2 separate regions of the Homo sapiens genome follow, and region 2 is linked to region 1. Evidence: chromatin loops called from intact Hi-C (ENCODE). Cell type or tissue: gastrocnemius medialis. All regions are shown on one strand. Links, peaks and the distances in the headings refer to the core of each region. The heading gives the core; the rest is flanking DNA.

Region 1 (8,658 bases), core at 1,730-6,729:
GGGGATAGCAAAAGGGGCAGAGTCAATTGTCATGTTAAGAGCACTACCTTGGAGATACACAAACACATACACAAATCTGGATCCATATTTTAATGCTAATTTTCTTTCCTCCTTTCTTTGTGACTCAATTCTCATTGTCTTCTTTCTCTTTCTAAAATATAAACAAATTTCCCCTTCAACCTAAAATTGGGAGATAGTGAAGAAGCTCAGCTTTTATAGTAGGAATATAATAAGATTTCATTCTGAAACACTATGTAATCAGCCATTACTACCATACAAATGTTATTTTAGAAAAAATGTTGAATGTCTAGTGACTTCAGCAATTTAGTTTTTGGTCTTGGACCAGTCATAAGTACCATATCAGAGCCTGGTATGATCTGGGTTGACATTCACATCCTGAGCTGAACTCCTGAGCAATTCTTGCACTTTGATGCAAGTCAGTTATTTACCCAATCTTTTCCATATACCATTTGACTTTCATTTCAGAATTGCAAAAAGTATTCCATGGTTTTGGAGGCTAGATATTCTCCTTTGCCCTTGCTGGCAAGCAAAAATTATACGATGAAGTGATAAAATTTGAACCACAACCTAAAGTATTGTCTTTGTTCTTGATCAAAACAATTTTTTTTTCAAAAACCTATGAGAGGCCAGGCATGGTGACCCACACCTGTAATCCCAGCACTTTGGGAGGCCGAGGCTAGTGGATCACTTGAGGTCGGGAGACCGAGACCAGCCTGGCCAACATGGTGAAACCCCTTTCTACTAAAAAAAAAAAAAAAAAATCAGGTGGACATGGTGGGGCATGACTGTAATCCCAGCTACTCAGTTGGCTGAGGCAGGAGAATAGCTTGAACCCAGGAGGTGGAGGCTGTAATGAGCCAAGATCTCACCACTGCACTACAGCCTGGGCAACAGAGTGAGACTGTCTCAAAAAAAAAAAAAAAAAAAAAAAAAAAGAAGAAGAAGAAAATAAAAAGAAAAAAACCTATGAGAAAACACCACAATTAGGATAATCTCTTTTGATTACATATTTGAGCAAATTTTATTGAAACAGAACTTCATTCATTGGATGTTCTATTGGATATGCTATTGGTAATAGCATCTTCTTTTTAAAGGATAAAATACACACAACTGATGAAGTTGCGGTGAAGTTTAGCCTTTGGGATTAGCTTTACCACCTTGAAATACACATCCCTTTCTGACAATATCTACAAACTTCTGCTTTTCCTATAAATAGTCATTGACCAAAAGAATCTTTCCATTGACTTGCTGTCTCTAGATAGTTGCTGCAAGTCTAAAAAAACTTGAAGTGTACCCATACCAAACCTATCTGAGAGGATTGCTCTAACACACTGTAAAACTTACATTGGGAGGAAGAAGGCAGGCAGCCTGGGTTTCTCCACCTTTCCCTTACATCCTAACAATGGCCCCCACTCCTGCACCTCAGTGCTTGCACTCACCTCCAGATTTTACATGATACTTTTTTCTTACTTACAACTCCCTATATTCTTTAGAACTACCACTTCAAGCCCATTCCAATTAAGTTCTGAACTCTGAAATTTCACCTCTGTAAAAAAAAAAAAAAAGTCTTTCCTAATTAACCTCATTAGATTTTGATTTCCTACTTAGCAGCCTTTCAGAAATCTCCAACATGTTACATCTTTGGATGCATCACCTGGTCTTTCACTAACTTGTTCTCTGTGCATTTGGTACAACTCCCAGTTGGCTGCAAACTTCTTTGATGCATCTGCCAGCCCTTTGGTAGTAATAATACTAATACTAAAAAGCTAACATGCAGGTCTTATTATGCTCCAGACAAAATGCTAAGTAATTTACTAGCAGAGTATTTGAATACTGTCTGGCACATAGTAAGCCATTAATACAGGTTTGTTATTATTACCATTTATAGCTCAATTAACTTGGCATTATTATTCTCTCCATTTCAGGATAAGAAAACTGTGAGGCACAGAGAATTACATAAATTGCTCAGAGTCACAGAGCTCATTATGTGGCACAAACAAAACTTGGTGCCCATCTATTTGACACGAATACCCATCAATGTTCTTAATCATTACAAAACATTTGCTAAACACACACACACATGCACACACACACACACAAATCAATCCTTTTTGCAATAATACCCCTCCAGTTTTCAGAGCAGTGTAAGTTGTACTCAAGGCAGGTTTTACTTAGGAATTCATTCCCCTTTTAAAATTTAACTGTCTTAGAGACATAAGAAAAAAGTCACAAGTATTTGTATCTCCCTGAAGAATTTCATTTTAAAATTTAGAGGCCACTGAAGTATGTGTCCTTAGGGAGAACAATGGGTTTTTCAAAACTTCTAAATTGCTAAGGAGCTGTGTTTTGCTTTTCAACTATTAATATGCTACTTCAGTCAGTCACCAGTACGTCATATTTGCTTTGGTAGAAAGAGCTAGGCCATGTCCAGGGCTGAGCAATAGAAAAAGTTCATGAGTATATTGCTAATAGAAATGATTAATAATACATTACAGGCTCAACCCTGATCATACCATGCATCTTCTTCCAGTTATTTTGAGTACATTTTCATTGGATGCTCACAATTGCTCTCTATTGTAACAGCTTTTCTCCTGGTCATACTGTGAGATTATACAGGGAGAAATGCCCACTTCTGATGTTGTTTTTCCTGAGTTCTAAAGAAGGCGTTCCCTTTCCTCCCATCTCCTTTCCTTTTTCTCTGCCTTCTCTCTCTCATAGGCTGCCCTGCCCTTTTCTTCCTTCGCTGTCTGAGCTTTCTTGAAGGGAACCAAGGGTCGTAGATCCCCCAGGGCTGGGCCCTTCTGAAAGGCTCCATGGTCTCTGGAGAGCAGTCAGGTGACAGACTGAACCCAACCGGGCCCAGTGACACAACTTCCCACTTAGGCAACTACACAGCCCCCAGATCCCATTCCTGGCAGCTTCAAAACCCTGGGCTCCGCCACAACCAGGCACAACTGCCTCCCTCCAGGTTTCCACTTGGGTGAATGAATAGGCTTGAAGGCGACTCCAGATGCAGGAGGCGCGTCGCGGAGAAACGTGTCATTTAGGAGAAAGTTTGTTTCCTACAGAGACTGCAGTTGGCAGCTGCAGCCCCAGTCGGTTGCGAGAAAAGCTCCCCACCTGGGGAAGCGAGGCCGCTCCCGTGTGCGCTCGGCGGGGAGGACGCGGTGGCGGCGGGACTCGAACTCGGTCGTCGAAGGGCGCCCCGCAGGGTCCCGTCTGTAGCCCGGACGGCGAGCCCAGGTTGGAGTGGGAGGGAGCCGGCGTGCACAGCTGTCTTTGGTCGGGCTCAGGCTTCCGCTCCCTGCCTGCTCCCCTTTCCAGCCTCCCGCCCCAGAAACGATCTCGAGCGTTGCCAGTTTGATTCCAGAGCCCCACTCGGGTGGGTTCTTTTGTTTCTTTGTTTTAATGACAGTTCCCAGCCCTTCAGCATGTCATGCGCAATTAATTCCCTGGCTCTCACGAAGGCAGCTGGGGTGAAATTTCTTCTGCATCATCCTTTTGGGGATGTTTATGATGTGACGTCAGTCGGATTGATTTTTCTCTCTTGAATGAAGGATGGGAGGGGAGAAAGAGAGACGGAGAGAGAGAGAGACGCACAGATGTGCACGGAGGCCACAGACACTGACATTTGGAATTCCTTCAGGGTAAAAGGACACCGGAATGGGAGCTTAGAAGTGTGTTGCTAAGATTTCCGGCTGCACGGAATTATTAAGTTTTTCTTAAAAAAACAAAAAAAGAAAGAAAGAAAGAAAAAGAAAAGAACCCCCTCCGCAGCGAGCCACTTAGGTGCTGCTTTCACGCCAGAGTCCCCTGTTAAGGTGGCAGCCCTTGATAACTAATCTCGGGCACCCAGCCGCTTCTGTAAGCTTAAGGAGACGACGAGGAGGGGCGGGGGAAGTGCGTCACCAGGTGGGGAAGGGGCTGTGTATTTGGTGACAAGCGGGAGGCGATGGGGGTGGAGGGGAATGGGGACGGGAAATAGGTTCTGTGTGCTCTCCGGGGGTATTGTGTCAGGAGATGCAGGCTGGCTACCATGTGACGCGGTCCAAAGCTGAAGGGATTGGCCGAGGCAGCGCAGGCGGTGCAGCTCGGCCAGCTTGCCGTTCCTCTCCCTTTCTCTCAGCATCTTCTTGGTAGCCTGCCTGTAGGTGAAGAAGCACCAGCAGCATCCATGGCCTGTCTTTTGGCTTAACACTTATCTCCTTTGGCTTTGACAGCGGACGGAATAGACCTCAGCAGCGGCGTGGTGAGGACTTAGCTGGGACCTGGAATCGTATCCTCCTGTGTTTTTTCAGACTCCTTGGAAATTAAGGAATGCAATTCTGCCACCATGATGGAAGGTAGGATGCTTTCTGCTATGGTTGACTGGCTTCAGGCAAGGTTTGGGCAGAACAGCATTAAAGAATATGTGCAGCCAGTGTATGTGGCGGTTCTAGAACCTGGTTGCCAATGTTTTGCAAGCAGAAATGCTGCAGTTTGCTTGCAGTGGATCTGGGCTCAGACTAATGGAATCAAACCACAGGGCTGCTGCCTAGCTCAGAACCTACAGAGCTCCCAGCTCCTTTGAGAGAGAAAAGCCTAAAGTGTTTGCAGGGAGCTGAGATGGAGCTAGGAAAGAGCTTGCAGAGCAAATAAGTTGGGCGAGAAGATAAGGTTTTCTGTTCTGGGTTCCTGGGACTACACTGATTAAACATTTACAATGGAAACTTGTTTTCTGAAATTGACATTAGACAGGAGAGGTCATTAACAGAGTTATCCATACAGACATTTTCAGTGAACTGTTTAAAATTGTAAAAATTCTCATAAGGTATTTTTATCTCTGCAGTTTACATCATATTATTGGGATGGGGAGGGCAGCAAATTTGGTCCATAAACTGTAGTTGTATGAGAATGTCATTGCAACAGAATGAAAAATATAAGGAAAATATCCGGGCCTCTTGCCTCCTGATTCGGGGTCTTATCAGGTTAAAAAAGAATTTTGTGCTCCCTAAATGCTTTCCCTGTCCAATGGATTTTAGCCAAGTATCAAATGATTATTTGCTGATGATCTTTTCGCATATTCAATATTGAGTGTAAGGAGGAACTTTCCCTGGAGAGATGCTATTTAAACTATATTTTATTCTGCTAAATTACCCTTCCCAGTCTGACACTGTGACAGCCAAGATTGTCTCCAAAAAGCAGCAAGCTGATCAGGAAAGAAGCAAGCAGCTCTATGCAGGCTTTGATTTTCTGTTTTCACACTATAGGATGGTGCAAAACTCCTGGCCTTTCCTAAGATGACAGGCAGAAATTTGTCCCCAGCCTGGATTTCACAATGCAGAATTGAGTGCATAATGGGTCTCAAATCAGCCATGAAAATGGCAGAGAGGCCACCTCTTAAGCCAAGGTTTGTCCTACGGATTTTAACTATTCCTTAGAAATTTACCAAAATGGAATAAGAGGAGGAAGGTTTCATAAAAACAGCAGTGTAGCCTGTACTTATTTGGCAGAAATGAATTCTTTTTGCTCTCCCTGTCATCATGTCAAACATTGTTAATGTGATTTGGGGGAGTGAAGAATTCTAGAGTCAAAACCCACAGATTTTAGAAGATAGCCTTAAAAGAGAGGTTGGGTATGATTTTGTTATGGAGCTGAGTCTTGTTTGCAAAAGGCTCTCAAGCTAGCCCTTTAAATCCAGGCCTAAATAAATTGAGATTGCTAACACTCTCAGATTAAATCATTTTCATTAATTCAAAATTGATTTAATCTTTGAATAACAAGGCAAGACAGAGTGTTATTTATGCACTTTTCAATTAAAAGCTCATGTGGATTATCTTCTTCAGAAAAAATATCTTGCCTGTAGAGGTACTGTATTTCTCCAGCTCAACTTCATATAGCTTTCTTAAAAATGCATCTGCACACATTCTGATTAGATTTCAGTGTTGCATAGAGAATTGGATGCTCTTTCTTTTCACTTCTTGCCTTGCAAACCATGGCACTAAAGTATCTTCTTTGAAGGTTGTAACGTTTTTTGATGCTCATGAATGATTCTCCTGGTAATATGGTCTATTGTGCCATCCAAGAATGTCAGTTCAAAGCTCTGTGATAAGCTTATCCAGGCTGCCTAAACCAAAATGAGAACTGCAACAAAGACTTGTGCTGGAGCTGAATTAGCACTATTGCTCTGGGTTTGCCAAATTTATCTAATGAACAATGTTATCTTAGCACTGGTATGAATTAGTATGAATTATACTATGGATACAGTTGTCTTTCACCAGATCTTTTGCAAGAGAAATTGGACAGGTGTTCCCACTGGCTTAAATAGCTAAATGAAATTAACATTTATTTCTACCCATAGCTCCTACTTAAATGTTTTTAAGCCTTATTATCTTAATAGTTCGGTGACCTTAGAAAGGCAAATAGGAGTTTAACCAAAAATCAATTTGCTATCAGTTGCCTTCCAACTTAGTTGACAGTCTTTTTGGCAATATACATTCATGTTTCTGGTATTGCATGGCAGAATTTCACCTCTGAATTGCTCTTATTCTGAAGGTGTGGTATATAATTATTATTTCAACTTAACTCATCTCTAGAGATTGCCAGCCTCTGTACATCTACCACAATAACCTTGGAAAGATAAGGAACCTCATAAAAGGCACCCCAAATTTGTCATGGCAGCTCTTCGTTGAAACATTAGTGGACTCTGAGAATGTGCTACCAAACATCTAGTTAAAATCATATTTCTTCTGAACTAGTGTGTCTCACACACACACAGAGTCATCCACCCAAACACATTTCTGGAAAGGAAGAAAACATATATTTGCACTCGTGTGGCTGTACATTTCTATATTGCTAAAGTGTTTTAGTCTGCTGCTCAGAAAAAGCATGGCCATGGCAACTTTTCAAAGGCACTTCTCTACTTTGTGTAAAGCAAGAGTAAACAAATATTCAGCAGAATGGGTCATAGTAAACTACGTTTTGTTTGTGTGGAACAGGATATAGGCTCCATTCATTCAATGCCTATTGGAAATCCATCCAATCATAGATGATAAATGTTACTACCTCCTCAGTGATCCTAATTTTGTGGAAGTCAACGAAATAATTCCCCAGGGACCACAAGCAGGTGATTAGTGGTTTGTGGCTCCATGGTTCTTTTAACATATTTTAATTAAAAAACATATTTTAGGGGACTTGATTTGCTGCTTCCTGCATACTTTATCTTTTGGCAGTGGTTGGCATTGAGTTGTTTCTTTTCTAAAGAAAGCCACATGATCTGGAGCCTTCTGTAGTATAAATATGAAAGGAAAGATGATGAGCAAAGGGAATTATTAACTATGGAGTGTACATATTGGCTAAGCTTACAATGAAGTCTATGTGGTTAGGGCAACTATTCAAGGACTATTTTTTGATATATTATTATTAAAGTTTGAAAATGGCATTCTTTAGCTATCCTTTCTAAGATAACTGGAACTAAGTCAGAGTTTCTTGGGCTATCTGTCTATTTGTGAGGGTGTCTAGAAAGTACTTTCCTTGTTCACGTAGGCCCAACTGAAGGCGTTTTGCGTTTTTAGTTCCATATTCAGGCTCTTAGGTGCTATACTAGAAAGATAAGTTTCTGGGTGCCAATGGTTTCATTTTATATGACAATTTAAAAAATTAACAAGCAAATATTTTTAAGGGCTTACTGGGTTTAATTACAATATTCAGGATAATTTAATATATTTTATTATATTTACTACTCATAATAACCTGAAACTAAGTATATTGTATATACGGTGCTTTTTTCAGTCCTTTTCTACCTTTCAAAAGTAAAAATAATGCATTGAGGCAAAAAAATGGTGGAGTGAAATTTGAACCTACATCCATTTAACCACAAAGCTCATGTTTTTGACCCTCTAGGAACCTCTTAGTTTTGCTTTGCATCAGGTTGGGCATGTTAACCTAATTGAAAAATAGGCTGTAGTGCCTTTGGTTGCATATTCTGTGTCTCTCTGTTTTAAATATGAATATTGACAGAACTATACTCTTTAACTTCTTATTAATGCCTTTTATGTCCAAAATCATTATTTAAAAAATTTTGCATAATTGAAGAGTAACTAAACTTCTGTTGTTGCAATAAACCTTATAAACACTAAGAACTTCTTCTTTTCCTATCTAGAAACAGAGTTTTACTAAAATAACATTTGGAAAATTCTTTGGTTTGGTCAGAAAAGAGCAAGACATCTTGAAGCTGGAGCTGTTCATTTTGTATTTAGTTAAGAAGTTTTAAAGGGAATGCTTCTAATTTTCCTACTGATTCTCTTCTTTAAATGATGAAATTACTTTAGAAAATCTAAACATGCAGATAGAAGATTCCAATATATGTTCCATCACCTGTGTAATTTCTCATCTTCTCCAGTGTTCTGTATCATAAAGAACCTCTTTAGATATATATGTTCCCATCCAAATGTCAGGGGTCATCTTTATACTTCTAAAAAGAATATGGAGTCTTTAAAAAATTAAATTAGATAAACCATACTAGAAGACTCTGGATCATTCTTTCTGTTGGATGTAGCACATACACTATCCATGTTTCAAATAAACAAGGTACAGGAAGTTACCAACTCACAATTTTTATGTTCCTGAAAGTTTGTTTGTGAGCTGGTTACTTGGAAC
Region 2 (5,000 bases), core at 1-5,000, 170 kb after region 1:
GCCAATAGGTTTAAAATAGATAAACATTGGGCAACATTTGCTTTGCTCAAGATTGAAGCCTTTCACTCCCCAGAGAGGAATGGAACCCTGAGTGTCAGCTGCACTTCCCTGGGTGCAAAAGTAGATTCTAGAACAGGACTTCTCATCTGACTGGAGTAACCAAATGGGGAACTAACAAGAACAGCGGAAAGTCTTGAGCCCCACAAAAAGAAGGGTTGCTATGCGTGGACAATTTTAAAACCTGAAGCATAAGTTAAATAGTTCCCTGGAGCAGGAAAATGAGTAACAGAATAGAAAAGTTAAAGAATATTCACTCATTTATTTTTGCATTCAGTGCTTCACAACCAGTCCATGAGCTCTTCTAGCTACAAGCCCTTGTGCTGGAATTATGGAGGTGAAATAATAAAACTCCTGCCTTCCAGTAATTCACAAGAAATAGAAGAATAGAAGAAAGAGAAGAGTTCGGCACTTCCTATGCAAAGCATCCTGTAGCAAAGGCAATGGTAGAATTGCAAAAATGTTCTAGTAGGGTGATGGAAGAAACGGGAGCAACATTTATACCTACATAGACTCTACCCTGAAGCAATATAACATGTTGCTATGTTAGAGTCTAATAGAAAATCTTAGGTGATATGTAAATGTTAACCTAAGGTATGCTTGGTATTATCCTAGTATTAGAAAGATTCCTCAATTAATGCATATCCATTTGCTCTCAGTACACATATACATACATATGCACACACACACACACACACATATAGAGATAATAGAGAAAAAGATATGGAATATATATATCATATATATGATATGATATGTATCACACATATATTCTATATCATATGTGTGATATGTTGACATACTGATATAGCATACATACTATATATTGTATATCAGCTATATCACATTTATATATGATCTATATCATATATATTATATATGATCATAACCTACAGTATGATATATATCATAGGTTTTCATATATGATATATAATGTTTTTGTATATGATATATATGAAATATGGAATATGAATGATATATGGCATATCATAGATATTTCATATCACATATATAAAGAGAAAAAGAACTCTGTGTGTGTGTGTGTGTGTGTGTATGCGTTTATGCATGAGCTCTGGAATAAGCCTTCTAGATCTTAGTTATAACCTCAGCACAATGTGTGACTTTAGGCAGGTTACCTAACCTAAGACTTAGTTTCCTCCTCTGAAAACTGGAATAATAATGGCAGCTCTTTCACAGGGCTGTGGTCAAGATTAAAGTCAAACACTTAGTATAGTGCATGCAAAGCACTCAAATATAAGCAACTGTTGTCCAACTTCATGCATCCTCTGCTTGTAACATGGCTGTGTTTTACTTAGTTCTTGCCTGCTTTGGAGAAGTTTCAGTTGTGGCATTCTTGTCTTCTTCCACATAAAAATCTGACAATTTGATTCTGCTGAGAGTTGCTACATGGTCTCCCTTCCTTGTCAGCAGGGATGATAAGCAGTGTTTTCTCTGCTGGTACGGAGCAAGACAATGATTTGGAAGCATCATGCCACTGCGTTGCTGTACACCCTTTGCCTCTACCAGAGCCCATTATTAAAGCTGACTTGTTGAGACTAATGGTCTGCCTGCCAGTGTACTCCTGGGGGTTCTGTGTCAACACTGATGGGAGATGTGGCAGAAAATCTTTTATCCTCTCTTTTATTAAAGGATTTGTAAATCATAGCATTTCTGCCAATTTGACATATAATTTCAAACTTCCTGAGAAAAGAATGGAGAAGCTGAGAATTCCAGGGGGAAACTGCTTCATCTTTGGATGGTTCTGAGCCTTCAACATGCAATCGCTGGCTGATGACCTCTATAGCGTTTGTTTCTATTATGTCTTTTGAGAAGAGCTGTCCACAGACTTTGGCTGCCTACCCTATTTCAAAATACTGTTCTTATTAACCTCTGACATAAATGAATGAAGAAAGTATACTAGTGATTCAAAGAGATTTTATTAAGACTCAGGAGAATCTCCCACTTATAATCCTTTTTATGTGTCTGCTGTGGATATATTTAATCAGCACCACATATACTCCAAACAAATTTTAGACAATTACTTGTGAAAGGCTTTTGCAAACTATAAAGTACTATTCAAAAGTAATCATTTCCTAAGATAATAGTTAGTATTAATGAATATTTAATATGTGCTAGACATGTGCTAAGAATTTTATATTAATTGCTTCATTTATTAAATCAAAGATTGGCTGAGAGACATTAACATAAGGCATTAACATAAGTCACTGTCCTTAAGATTTGAACCTTTTTATGTCTTCAACTATTCTGCACTGTGTGTGTAATCATTTCTGCTACAGCGTGGACTGTCAGCAGACAAAAAAATTTCATGGACTTTGTGTTCTCTTCTGCTGACTTTGCCGTACCAAGTCACCAGGACACAAGTAAATATGGCCTTGGGGCTTCTTTTCTTGCTGACGCATATTCACACAGGCAGCGTGTGCTGTGTGTGTTTACAACTGTGTTTCTTAGTCTTCTATTCAGAGTAATAACAGCATGACTTCCCCTAAGATCTGATTCAGAGAATTGAAATATGCCCTGAGAAAACATAAGAGGTTTTTCTGGAGAAGTGTCCCAAGGGTAATATTAATTGTTCAAGGATGTTTCGGAAAAGTTGCAATCATCACTGTGGCAAATGAATCTAGGGAGAGGAAGCATGAGTTATTTAATGTCAGTTACTCCTTTCCTTAGGTTTTTGCCTTTTTTTGGACTTTACACACAGCCCATTTGCTATGAAACTAGCAGCTCAAATAGCAGGCTTTCAGGCAGGCAAACAATGGCAGACTGCATTCTTCCTACTTCTCCAATCATATTTATCAGTCCCATTGGGAGAATAACTTTCAGTAGTGCTCAAAATTACCAGCATCCAATTTGTAACTGCAAGGAACCATTCAAGAAATAAACACTTCAAGAAAAGAAATAAACCATTCAAGGAAAGAACACTTATGGGTTCTCACTCATAAGTAGGAGTTGAACAATGAGAACACATGGACACAGGGAGGGGAACAACACACACTGGGGCCTGTCGGGAGTTGGGAGGCAAGGAGAGGGAGAGCATTAGAACAAATACCTAATGCATGTGGGGCTTAAAAACTGGGTGACGGGTTGACGGGTGCAGCAAACCACCATGGCACATGTTTACCTATGTAACAAACCTACACATTCTGTACATGTATCCCGGAACTTAGAGTAAAATTTAAAAATAAATAAATAAATAACAAAATGTTTCTGAATTCCAGTTATATTAAAACAAAAACAAAACAAAACAAAAAAACTTCTTCATTACTTTGGTTCACAATTTATTTCTTTTTAATGAATTACTGTTTTTGGTAAAATCTGAAATGTTTTTGTTATAATTTGCTTCTTGCTATCAAACCATTTATTTTAATTTGGTCACTCATCTTTATTACCTTTATCTCACATTTTCATCAAATATTTTTAATTTTGAATATATTTTATATTATACATAAAATATAAACTATATATTATATAATATGTAAAATATAAATAAATATTTATACTATAAAATATATTTATATATTTATAATATAAAATAGTTATATATAAAATAAATATATATGATATAATTTATATAGAGATACACATTTATATATAATATAAATTATAAATATTTTAATAAATATTTATGACAGTTGATATTTTAATCTAAATATTATCTTTTCTCTTTAATAAATAAATGTAAAGATGACAAAAGAAAAAAGAAAAAGGAAAAATGTAGAAATCTCAATATTTAAAATTCCAAAGTAATTATCAATATGTACTTATATTTTTTCCTCAGTATGAAAGTAACACATACACATTATAGAAAACTTGGAAAAACAGAAAGGTATTTTTAAAAAGATCTATAATCAAATAGCTGTAGATGACCACTATTATCATTTTGATGTTTTTCAGTTCTGAGATTTTGCATGTGAATGTGAGTCTGCGTGTGTGCATGTATAGTTTATATTATCACACAGTGTATAATTATGCATCCTTTTATTTTAACATACGCTAATATTCCCTTTGACACTTCAAAGTATTTACAAATAGCTCACAGTTGGCTTTATTGTGATCATGACATTAATTTAAGCATATTATTACTTTTAAAAATTCAAATATGGGAAAGTATAAATAAAAGAGTAAATATCACCCCAAAATCACACTATTCAGAGAGTAGTAGAAATAACATTTTTGATGTTTTGGTGAAAATTCTTGATGAAACCCTGTCTGCATGTATCTACACACACACGCATGGGCACACATACACACACAAATATGTGTGCTGCATTTACTTGATCCCAAGAAGCCATACACTGGGTTATGCTCCATTGTTTTCACAACTTTTTGGGCACGAAATAAACTTTGTCAAGTGTAGAAAAGCATTTTTTTTTCTAACCAATAATAATAGACAAAGTGCTGGCCACTATCTTCAGTATAACCATCAGAAACTGAGCCTAAATCTATTTCATATTCAGAATCTGCAGACACATCTGAATCACTTCTGGCCATCAGCAGTTACAATTAATATCATAGTGGCATGATGATTTTTCTATACCACATATTTATAACCTTGACCTCTTTATACTCTTTGCATTGATAGTTTAATTTTGTGACACATCAAAAATTCCAGAATTTTATCTGCATTAGCTTTCCAGAATTTACTTATAAATTATTGCAAAGTAAATAATTTCCTTGAAAGTCAACAAGAAATTTTTGACAGATACAGTTATAGCACCTGAGTGTTCCTTTAGGATGCATGTCAGTCATAACCTACTTGTTTCATCTTTCAAAATTCTGTATCTTAGATTCCAAAGAATGTGACAGTTTCTCCCACCAGCAGTTGCATAGTCTGGTAGATGACTGTTAATTTTCCAAGAGAGTTGATGAGTTGTCCAGGGGCATTCACATCTTTGGCCCTTTTAAGCCTGTAGATTAGTGCTTCT

What was found. Hi-C counts contacts between places; a loop is a spot of excess contacts. Peaks named below come from ENCODE experiments on the same cell type or tissue, not always from the same donor. Only the 100,000 strongest peaks of a DNase experiment are listed, where the experiment ranks them.
Region 2: a loop joins it to region 1, with 3.0 times the contacts of the local background. A loop is called at or near these places in 2 of 110 quality-filtered maps.

The regions. Positions count from the first base shown.
Region 1 is chr1:66,530,005-66,538,662 of GRCh38, forward strand. It overlaps SGIP1 (SH3GL interacting endocytic adaptor 1), which reads left to right and starts at 4,149. Exons shown (of 25, transcript NM_032291.4): 1 at 4,149-4,364. The coding sequence starts at 4,355. In gastrocnemius medialis, for the core only: no CTCF peak of the experiment used is centred there; DNase peaks (open chromatin) are centred at 2,909 and 4,057; H3K4me3 peaks cover 1,483 bases; H3K27ac peaks cover 3,907 bases.
Region 2 is chr1:66,702,788-66,707,787 of GRCh38, forward strand. The region is part of intron 18 of SGIP1 (SH3GL interacting endocytic adaptor 1); the gene reads left to right. Among named protein-coding and RNA genes, the nearest start is that of DYNLT5, 47 kb to the right of the region's middle. In gastrocnemius medialis, for the core only: no CTCF peak of the experiment used is centred there; a DNase peak (open chromatin) is centred at 2,438; H3K27ac peaks cover 1,171 bases.